2 separate regions of the Homo sapiens genome follow, and region 2 is linked to region 1. A link is an interaction called in ENCODE POLR2A ChIA-PET data of the cell type or tissue named here. Cell type or tissue: OCI-LY7. All regions are shown on one strand. Links, peaks and the distances in the headings refer to the core of each region. The heading gives the core; the rest is flanking DNA.

Region 1 (5,380 bases), core at 233-5,232:
TTTAATGCTATAGATTTCCCTTTTAGTGTGGCTTTATCTGTGTCCCACAAGTTTTGATATGTTTTGTCTTCATTTTTGTTCAACTCAAATTTTTTCCTTATTTCCCCATTTGAGTGCCCCTTTGACTCATGTGTTATTCTGAAATGTGTTGTTTAATTGCCAAATATGTAGGGATTTTCAGATATATTTTCAGGATTTTTATTATGATTTCTCATTTAATTCTGTTCTTGTCAAAGAAGATAATTCATTAGATTTCTATAATTTTGAATGCATAAGATTTATTCCATGACACAGAATATAATTCATCTTAATGAGTGTTCCACGCATACTTGAAAAGAATTTGTATTCTGCTATTGTCAGAAGGAGCATTCGGTAAATGTCACTTAGCTCAAACTGTTGATAGTCTTGTTCAGCTTTGCTATATCCTTATTAACTTTATGTTTACTTGTTCTTTTAATTATGTAGAGAGGAGTATTAGAGTCTCCAAATATGATTTTCACTTCTGTCAGGTTTTTCTTCATGTTTTTCAAGTTCTGTTTTTATGTACATACCCAGGATTATGTCTTTCTGATAAACATATAATATTATTATGTAATGTCTCTTTCTAGCCATGGTAATATTCATTGTTCTAAAATCTAATTTTTCTAATACTAGTATAGCCACTTCTACTTTTTTTTTTTTATCAGAGTTTTCATGGCATATCTTTTCCCATCCTTTTGCTTTTAGCCTACATATTCCTTTCTATTTAACTGGTTTCTTGTAGAGAGTATATCATTGGATTTTGTTTTTCTGTATTCAATTGGACAATCTCTGCCTTTTAATTTGGGGCATTAAGTCAATCTACATTTAATGTAATTATTGATATGGTTGGATTTAAATCAACTGTCTTGTTTATACTGTCCTGTTTTAATTCTTTTTTTTCTGTTTTCCTATTTTGTCTTTAAATTATATTGCATAATTCCACTTTATATTTACCATTGGCTTGAAATTATATTGCATAATTCCACTTTATATTTACCATTGGCTTATTAGTTATACCTCTTTTCTAATTTATTTAGTTCTTACTCTAGGGATTGCCATATTTACATTAACTTATCAAAGCCTACTTCAAATAATAGTAGGATACTTTGGATATAGCATAAGAACCTGGTAACATTATAGTTCTATTTTCTGCCTCCCATACTTTAAGCTGTTTTTGTCATACTATTGCATATGTTATAAACTCCAAAATTCACTGTTACTATTTTGCTTCAGACAGAATATTTTATTTTCAAAATGTATTTCTTATAAAATAATACAAAGTAAGAAAAACTGTTTTATATTTACCTTTATTTTTACTATTTCTAAAGCTCGACATTTCTTTGTGTATTGCTAGAGCTCTTCATTTCCATCTGGTATGTTTCTGCTGCCTCAAGGACTTCCCTTAATAGTTCTTATTGTCCAAGTCTCCAGGCAATGAGTTCTATTAGCTTTTTTGTCTGAAAAAAATTTTTATTCTGCCTTCATTTTTCAAAGACGTATTCACTGGATATAGAGTTCTAAGTTGACTTTTTTCTTTTAGTACCTTAAAGAAGTAGCTGCATTGTCTTCTGGTTTGTCTACTTTCTGACCAAAGTCTGCTTGATATTCACATCTTTGTTCGACTGCATTTAATGTTGCTTTTTCCTTTGACTGCTTTCAAGATTTTCCCTATATCTTTGGTTTTCAGAAGTTTGACTATACTGTGTGTATGTGTGTGCATGTGTGACATCCTCCTTGAGATGCTTTGAATTTTGTGTATCTTTGCTTTGTCATTTTTTATTAGTTTTTAAAAATTCTCAGTCATTATCTCTTCAGCTACTTCTTATATCTGTTTCTCTATCTCCTCTCCTTCTAGAATTCTAATGATGTATTTTTATTCCATTTGATAACTGTCTCACAGCTCTTACTGTTTTGGGTTTTTTAATTCTTTTTTTTTCTTTTTGTCCTGTTTTAATCATTGACCTATCTTCAAGTTCACAGTTCTTTCCTCAACAATGATGTCCACCTTCCCTTTAAGTATGTAAAAGGAATTCATCTTTGATAACATGGGTTTCTTTTAAACATTTCTAGCATTTCCACTTGATTTTTTGAAAATCATTTCCACCTCTCTGCTAAAATTTCCCATCTGTTCATGCAAGTTGTCCACGTTTCCCAACAGATCTTTTATCAGTTATAGCTATGATAAAGTCCTATCTGATAATTCTTTAACATTTGGGTCATTTCTTAGTCTGTTTCTGTTGATTGATTTATCTCTTAACAATGAAGTCTTTTTATTTGTTCATGTGTTTAGCTTTTGTGTATTTTATAGCTATTCATCAAATGAAGAATATTTTAAGAAAAACAGTAGAAACAAAGATAAATAATATTTATCCCTGAAAATGGATCACTTCTTTTCCTGTCAGTCCATCAGCATGTGTGTGTGTGTGTGTGTGTGTGTGTGTGTGTGTGTGTGTGTGTATGTCAGTTAATCTAGTCAGTTGTTCAACTAGGTTGTTGCTTGCTATAGTCACCTTAGGGGCACCCAGACTTCTATCTCCTCCAGTGAAGAGCTGGTGGTTTTCTTCATATTGTGGTATCTATGGTGCTAGTGGATTTTTCCAAATGTTCTTGTTTCTCTCTTAGCTTTCAGTGACCACAGAAGGGTCTTTTTCTTGCTTCTTCCCCAGTAGTAGACTGACCTTGTGTGTTACTTGGTATGAGGCTCATGGTGGAGGCAGGGGGTGTTCTTGATTCTCCTCAACCAGCTTCTGTCTTTAGCAGGCCCTGTGCATTTGGATCACCTTGGGAATGGAAGTGTCTCATTGTTACCATTCTACCTACCCCACCTCTTGGGAATGGAAGTGTCTCATTGTTACCATTCTACCTACCCCACCTCTTGGGAATGGAAGTGTCTCATTGTTACCATTCTACCTACCCCACCTCTTGGGAATGGAAGTGTCTCATTGTTACCATTCTACCCACCCCACCTCTTGGGAATGGAAGTGTCTCATTGTTACCATTCTACCTACCCCACCTCTTGGGAATGGAAGTGTCTCATTGTTACCATTCTACCTACCCCACCTCTTGGGAATGGAAGTGTCTCATTGTTACCATTCTACCCACCCCACCTCTTGGGAATGGAAGTGTCTCATTGTTACCATTCTACCTACCCCACCTCTTGGGAATGGAAGTGTCTCATTGTTACCATTCTACCTACCCCTCCTCAGGACAGCCAAACTGTGCGTTGCATCTGGTTGGGTCTTTCGGAGCAAGTGCTATGAGAGTTTTCTACTCTTCCTCCAGAGGCAGATAGGTGTGCTTCTACCCCTCCCCAGCAAGTGGTGAATCTCTGCCTGTTCTCCAGAAATGGGAGGGTTTCCTCTTCTAGCAACTTAAGGCTTATACCTCTTATGAGACGAAGATCTGGGAAATGGACAGGGTTTTGTTTCTGCCCCCCAGTGGCAGCTGATTACTTCTGGCATGCCTGCACCACTAAATGTGGCTGTCTCTAGTTTTCTGCCCTGCCCCCTATATTTCTTGTGTGTATCCAGTGGAGACTCATGGATAAGAGCTTGAGTACAGACTTCCCATTGAGTGTGGAACTCCAGAATATTCTGAACTGTCATGATAGTCTACACTTGGCCTTTATGAATTTGTTAAAAGTTTCTGCTTTCTTCTCATCCACTTTTATGATGGCAGCTTTTGGATTCTGCTGAAGGTGAAACCGTTTGTTCGAACTATCTCTCCTTAAAGGGGCTCATCACTCTTCGGAATTCATTCTACCTCTTTTCCTGGAAAACTCAGCTCTTTGATGGGCTCAAAAAAGTTATCATTTTGCAGATTTACCTGCCTTTTTCTCATTGTTATGGTAGGAGTGACATTCTCTTGTGGCTTTCTACAAACTGAATAGAAATAGATCTCCTAGGGAAGGTGGAAGGCTTTTCATTCAAAAAATCTATTTCTTTAGTAGATACAGGAACATTAAAATTGTCTTCTTCATCTTTGGTAAGTTTTATTTTTCATTAATTTGTTCATTTCCTGTAAATTTTTAACTTTTGGCATAAAGCTGTTCATAATATTCTAACGTTATCTTTTAATTTTTAATAACAGAATCAGCAGTAATGTTGCCTTTTTTATTTTTGATATTGGTTTTTTTTTAACTTGTTAAATTTTATTAGACTTTTCAAAGAATGAACTCTTGCCTTTGGTGAGTTTCTCTATTTTATACATATTTTTTGTATTTTTATTTTTTTCTCATCTAAATATTCAATTTTTCTAATTTCCTTGGATTTAATTTGCTGTTTATGTTATAACTTCTGGTGATATCAGCTTATTAATTTTCAACATTATCTTTTATAATATATGCATTTATAGCTACTCTTTCCTTCCATGCATGGTTTAAGTACATTTCATTAGCTTCTATATGTAATGTCATCCAATTCACATATTTCCATTGTGATTTCTTCTTTGACCCATAGAATATTTAGAAGTATATTTATTTATTTCCAAACTAATGAGAATTTTCTATTTAACTTTTCTGTTATTTATTTATAGCTTAATTAGCTTGTCATCAAAAAACATACCCTGTATTATTTCAGTCCTTTAAAATTTGTTCACACCTAAAGTATGAAAAATCTAGCACATGGTAAATTTTTGTATTTTAAAAAATATTGTTATACACAGTTGCTATTGAGTAGACTGCTTTATGTATGTACACATATACACATATTAATTTGGTTAAGTTTATTCCTTGTTTTGGCCACTTCTATCTCTTTACTAATTTTTTTTTCTGCCAATCACTGAGAGAGCTGAAAATTAAAATCTTCCATTATAATTGTGAATTTGTCTATTGTTTTGTGGTGAGTTCAGTCAAATTTTACTTTGTACACTTTGAAGCTATTTGGTATGTCCAGATTTAAAATTGTTTTAACTTTGTGGGAATCAAACCTTTTATTAGTCTACAAGACTTGAGTAGAACAGACTTTTTTTTTTTAAAGAGAGGGTTTTGCACTGTCACCCAGGCTGGAGTGCAGTGGCACAATCATAGCTTACTGCAGCCTTGAACTCTTGGGCTGAAGCAATCCACCTGCCTCAGCCGCCTAAGTAGCTGAGACTACAGGCACATGCCACCATGGCTGGCTAATTTTTTAAATTTTTTGCTGAAATGGAGTCTCGCTGTCTTTGCCTAAGCTGATGGCAAACTCCTGGCTTCAAGTCATCCTCAAGCCTCAGCCTCAGATTACAGATGATAGCCACCATGCCTGGCCCCTAAGTACAGGATAGATCATTCTTAGTCCCACTATTCTGAATTATTGGTTTGTCTGATCAACCCAACTACTGAGCTCTCTTAGACTCTGAACTCAAACTCCTTGGTTTTAAA
Region 2 (5,380 bases), core at 222-5,221, 150 kb before region 1:
ATGATTTTCTTAATAATTTCTTTTCTCCGGCTTACTGTATTGTATGGACACAGTATTTAAGACATATACACAGTATGTGGTAATTGTTTATGTTATCAGTAAGTCTTCTAGTCAACAGTAGGCTATTAGTAGGTAAGTCTTGGGGGAGTCAAAAGTTATACGTGGATTTTTGACCACGAAGGGGGTCAGTGCCCTAACCCCCATGTTGTTCAAGGGTCCCCTGTAGTGTGTTAGAAGGTCACATGTACACTGCACACAAGGACAGGTGGAGCAGGGAAGGGGAGAGTGACAGTGAGTGCGGACTCAGTGGCCACCCTGGATATGGTGAGCAGGGGTTATCTGAGCCCAGACTAGAGGGAGGTGAGAGAATCAGCCAAGCAGGCACCTGGGAGAAGGGCCTTCCATGCAGGAGCTAAAGCAGTCAGGCGAAGTCTCTGAGGCAGAGCTTGTCCAGCCTGCATGGTGAATTGAGAATAAGAAGGAAGAGGTCGGAGCTGGGTCAGAAGGTCACAGTGAGTTGGAGAATGTAGGATCCTGCAGGGTGCTTTCAGGATTAGCTTCTACTCTGAGTGGAGGGTTTTGGGCAGAAGAGCAAACACATCTGATGCTGGCTGCTGTGTTGAGTTTGATTACACAAGGCAGGGGCAGAAGCAGTCTTTCCGACCTTTTGGGAAACTCTTCCGCTTGCTGGTGCTGAGACCAGTGTGGGAGCAAGCAGAAGAGAAGAGCCAGCAGTGAGGGTGGAACCAGCAGTATTTCCTGATGGGTGGGAGGTAGGGTTTGGGAGAAAGAAGGAGGTAAGTTTGGTTCCAAGATTTTTCCCTGAGCAATGAAAAGTTGGTGGCTGCTCTCAGCTATATTACTTGTTCACAATTCCGGAGACTGGAAGTTCAAGATTGAGGTGTCAGCAGGGTTGGTTTCTCCTGAGGTCTCTCTCCTTGGCTTGCAGATGGCCATCTTCTCTCTGTGTCCTCACATGGTCCTCCCTTGGAGTGCATCTTTGTCCCGGGCTTCTCTTCTTGTAAGGACAGCATTCATATTGCAGTAGGGCCCTCCCTAATGAGCTCATTCTATTCTAACTTGCTTACCTCTTTAGAGGTCCTATCTTCAAATACAGTTGCATTCTGAGGTCCTGGAGGTTAGGACTGCAACATGTGAATTTTTAGAGGGAGACGGTTCAGCCCATAATACAGAGAGATGAGATTAGATCAGATTTCTTCCTGACATGGTAAAGTTAGAGGCAGAATAAAGCTGCAGTGAAGGTGGGGCAGGTGCCGTTAGCTAAAGCTTCCCAGCAAATTAAAGGTGAGATTGGAGGCAGCCATGATTAGAGGTACAAGAAACAGAACTCCCCAGCTTAAGCAAAATAGGGCAAGTACAGGAAAGTTGGTCAGGTTCCAAAGGGCTGGTTCCCAGAACTGGGATCTCCACAAGAACCAGGTTCCCACGCGGCCTCTCAGAGCCTCCCGATCTCTTTCCCTTGGCTTCATGGCCATCTAAAACATCTGGCTTTCTCCACTGCAGCCCTGACAAGGTCAACCTTGGCCCTCCCAGGCCTGGTCTCAGGTGGCTTCTCACTCTCACCACCTAAAAGATTTTAGGAATGATCCCTGAGGCTCAACTACAGAATCCTAGGAATTGAAAATCTGCTTGGCGGAATCAAGGAAAATGCCTACCCTGCTTCAAATAGTGAAGGCTGGGGGAGGTCAGTGGGGGACTGAATGAGAGAGCCGTGGAATGCAAATATGGCAGAAGGGCCCATTCTAGATGCACTGCTGGAAGGTGAGGGCTGGGGTGAGTAGAACAGAGCAGAGTTGGGAGCTTGAAGAGAGAGCCAGAAATCTCCACACAGAGAGCCAGTCCTTTCTCCTCCACAGAGAGCCAGTCCCTGTGGACATAAGCCGAGGGCTCAGGAGAGATGAGAGAAAACAAAGCCAGGGTCTGAATGGCTATAGGAGTATGAGAAGCAGAGGCACAAAAAAGAGAAAGTGAAAGTTCTATTGACAAGACAATTTAGACCAGGTAATGTTTTATCCAGTGCAATTACACAGAATGAGGCAGAACAATAGAGAAATAAGTGAGGTCTCAGACACTTTCAAGGGGCTGATGGAAATAATTTATTTTGGTATCGTTTCTTTCATGTTCTTAGAATATATTGGGCACTTCAGGCAACTTACTATAGAGTGTAAAATATATATTATATATATAACTGCAGAGTATATGTCTATCAAGTGGTTCAGCCCAAATGCAGAAACCAATTTGCTACAGAATGAAATGAATCTGCCCAAAGTTGGGGAATATTTAGAAATATTTTTAAGATATTTAAAAGTCGATATTTTAAAAATATTTAAAATATTTAAAAGTTGATATCAAAGTTGATATTTTAAAAGTATCAACTTTGGTTTTTTGTTGTTGTTGTCATTTTTTTTTTTTTTTTTGAGACAGAGTCTGGCTCTATTACCCAGGCTGGAGTACAGTAGAATAATCAGGGCTTACTGCAGCTTCAGCCTCCCAGGCTCAAGCCATCCTCTCATCTCAGCCTCCTAAGTGGCTGGGACCACAGACACACACCACTGCACCTGGCTATTTTTTTTTTTTTTTTTTTTGTAGAGATGAGGGTCTCACCATGTTGCCCAGGCTGGTCTGGAATTCCTGGGCTTAAGCAATCCTCCCACCTTGGCTTCCCAAAATGCTGGGATTATGGGTGTGAGTGACAGCACCTGGCCTCAGCTTTGGTTTTGATGACTGACATTTAACAGATGAGACTAGTCTTGCCACCTTCTTTGCCTCTCTCACCCATCAAAGGCAAAGAGCTACCTGTGACAAACGGTATCACAGCAGGCGTGTCGTACTCTCTTGGGATCTGAGCTTGCTTTTCTCTAACATGGACATCACAATGCCTATCCTGCCTATCTCTCCAGGTGACATAGGAGGGGCTCACCTGAAACACAGTGTATGCAAAGACTTTTCAAAGAGCAGAGTGAACGTATCCCCTAGGGTATGTGTGACATTCTCCTGTAGTTTGTTCTACAATGGTGGCAGGCAACTGTGGTGGTGGTGGACAGGGGTGGGTGGTCCTCTTTTATAGGCTGAGTCCCAAATACAGGCTTTGCACTAGGTGTCACTGCAGTGGAGGCAGGCTGGCTGTCAGCCCAGACCTGTTGGGGACTTGTCATGTCACATGTGATTCAACAACAACTGCAAGTGATGTTGACAGAGCTGGTCCAGATGCTGAATGCTGCAGTGCAGACAGTTTGATAAACGACTCGTGAAACACCATCTTCTATGCCTCTCCCTCATTACTTCATTCAGATATGTATTCAGGGACTTCTAGTCTTATTACTTTGTCCTCTGGACTTTGGTGCCACATTCTCAAGAAGGTGGCATAGCTCATTGTCATCAAGGGTTAAAAAATTAAATTCATTCTTTCATTTAATAAACAGTAGATTTTATTGCCCCCCTTCCTATCTATTTGCTTATTTTTCATGTCTTTGTCCCTGGCACCACAAGGTAAAATATGGTAAATCTGCAATCCTATGAGAAAAGCCCTAGACATCGGACCTCATTCTCTTGTGAATAACACCAGGGTACTCGCTCTCAGTTCAGCACAGCAGCTCTCTAGTAGAAGCTGCTGAAAGCCTCTGTATCAAGTAGGGAGCTCTGGTTGCAAGCCCAATTGCAAGTGCCTCATCTTGCTCATGGACCTGGAAAGTCTAGGTATGATGCTTTATTGTATTAAATACATTTGTCATTCTTGACTGCTCAAAATTGCTTAAACATCCTCTCCACATTTCTGGTCATTCCCCACATTGTAAATTCCTCCTTTCCAATGAAAAGACCCAGTCCCTCTTGCTGCTGGGGAAATAGATTCTATCACTCAGTTGCACTCTCCTATAACTTCTATTGGGAAGTAGGGTGACCAACCATTCTGGTTTGCCTGGCACTGAGGGAGTCTTGAATGTGAGACTTTCTGTGCTAAAATTGGCAAAGTCCTGGGTAACCTGAGCTGAGTTGATCACTCTATTTGAAGCCAGCTATAAAAGACAAGGGCCAGGGGCATCCATTGCGTTGGCCCAAGCAGAGGCTGCTCAGGTTGATGGCAGCAACAGTTTCCATTTCACATCAGTTCTGCAAAGAAGAGCTGGAAGCTGTCCCTGTAAATGCAGCCCAGAGACTACTTCCCACCATTCTCTGAGCCTCTGAATAGTCTTTATTGTATTACAGGCTTTAAACTACCTAAAGGGAGCTCTGTTGACTGACAAGACAGGCGGACTTCAGGTGTAGTTGGTCAGTGGCTTGGAGGTTCAGTGATGTCCTAGAAGGCTGTGTCTGCCTCTCTAGTCTTCTGTCCAGCTCAGGTGGCTCCTCTTGTGGTTTTTGGATGCCTGCCATGTACAACAAGGGCCATAACCTTTCCTCACTGATATCCAGTGGAAGAGAGAGAGTGCTTCTGGGTCATAATTCCAAGCAGACCCCAGAAATTTACCCTGATTGCACGGACTTAAGTCATACTTGTTTTAAAGTGTAGGCTTTATTATTATTCAGGTATGATGAGGCCAACAGGTCATGCAATGACCACCACTGAAAAGATAGTTTGTTACTCACAGTTCCTGAGATGAAGCAATCCCTGCTGGTGCAGGCGGAAACACCAAATTGGATCTCAGGGCAATGGGAGAGAGGGAAAAGCATGACCAGGACCCTTTACTGTGGTTTCCACAGGAAAGGTTAGGCAAGGCACAGTAAGCAGGCTTAGGACTGGCTAGTATGAATAATTTCAATGGGCTCTGGAGTGTAGGGGCTGGCCCAGGTTGGCTGTACCAGGCCCTGGGATGATTTAAGGCACAGGAATATTGCTTCCTGGAGTGCAAGAGCCAGATAGGAGAGGTGGCTCAGAGTATGAGCTCTGGATTTGTTAGTTTGCCTATGAAAGACCTGGGTGGACCTTTTGCTACTCTATCTCTGAGCCCTGGAAGAGGCAGTCTCTCTCCAGTCAGTGAGGACCTAGATGTCAGAGCATCAAGAATACAGAAAATAAGAAAATACAATTAATATAGTACTCTCACCAAAATAATGAAATGGCCAGAGGAATGGACAGTGCTGACTGGCTTAAGGTCAGTCAAGCATTTCCAAAAGTGCTTAGCCTGTGATGGAAAGAGGTAGATGCCAGAATTAAAATTGGTTTTCTGTTAGGCAATGGAGAGGTGGAAGGAAACAGACACTGGTGAGATCACAGTGAATGTCATGACATACATCTTGCTTTTACTATCTGTAAAACCTTAAGGTTTCGCTCAAAGATGACCACTAGCATAAAGCCTTCTGCAGACCCAGCCCACAGAAACTCTCTCCACTAAGTGTTGCTCTACTATTGAGTACACCATGC

The links. ChIA-PET counts read pairs that join two places held together with the same protein. Peaks named below come from ENCODE experiments on the same cell type or tissue, not always from the same donor. Only the 100,000 strongest peaks of a DNase experiment are listed, where the experiment ranks them.
Region 2: POLR2A ChIA-PET joins it to region 1 with 14 read pairs; 2 of 35 experiments call an interaction of 5 or more read pairs at or near these places.

What each region holds. Positions count from the first base shown.
Region 1 is chr1:229,898,524-229,903,903 of GRCh38, reverse strand. LOC105373163 (a long non-coding RNA gene) reads left to right here and starts at 3,224. Exons shown (of 2, transcript XR_949257.3): 1 at 3,224-4,005. In OCI-LY7, for the core only: no CTCF peak of the experiment used is centred there; no DNase peak of the experiment used is centred there.
Region 2 is chr1:230,047,782-230,053,161 of GRCh38, reverse strand. No RefSeq gene overlaps it. Among named protein-coding and RNA genes, the nearest start is that of GALNT2, 17 kb to the left of the region's middle. In OCI-LY7, for the core only: no CTCF peak of the experiment used is centred there; no DNase peak of the experiment used is centred there.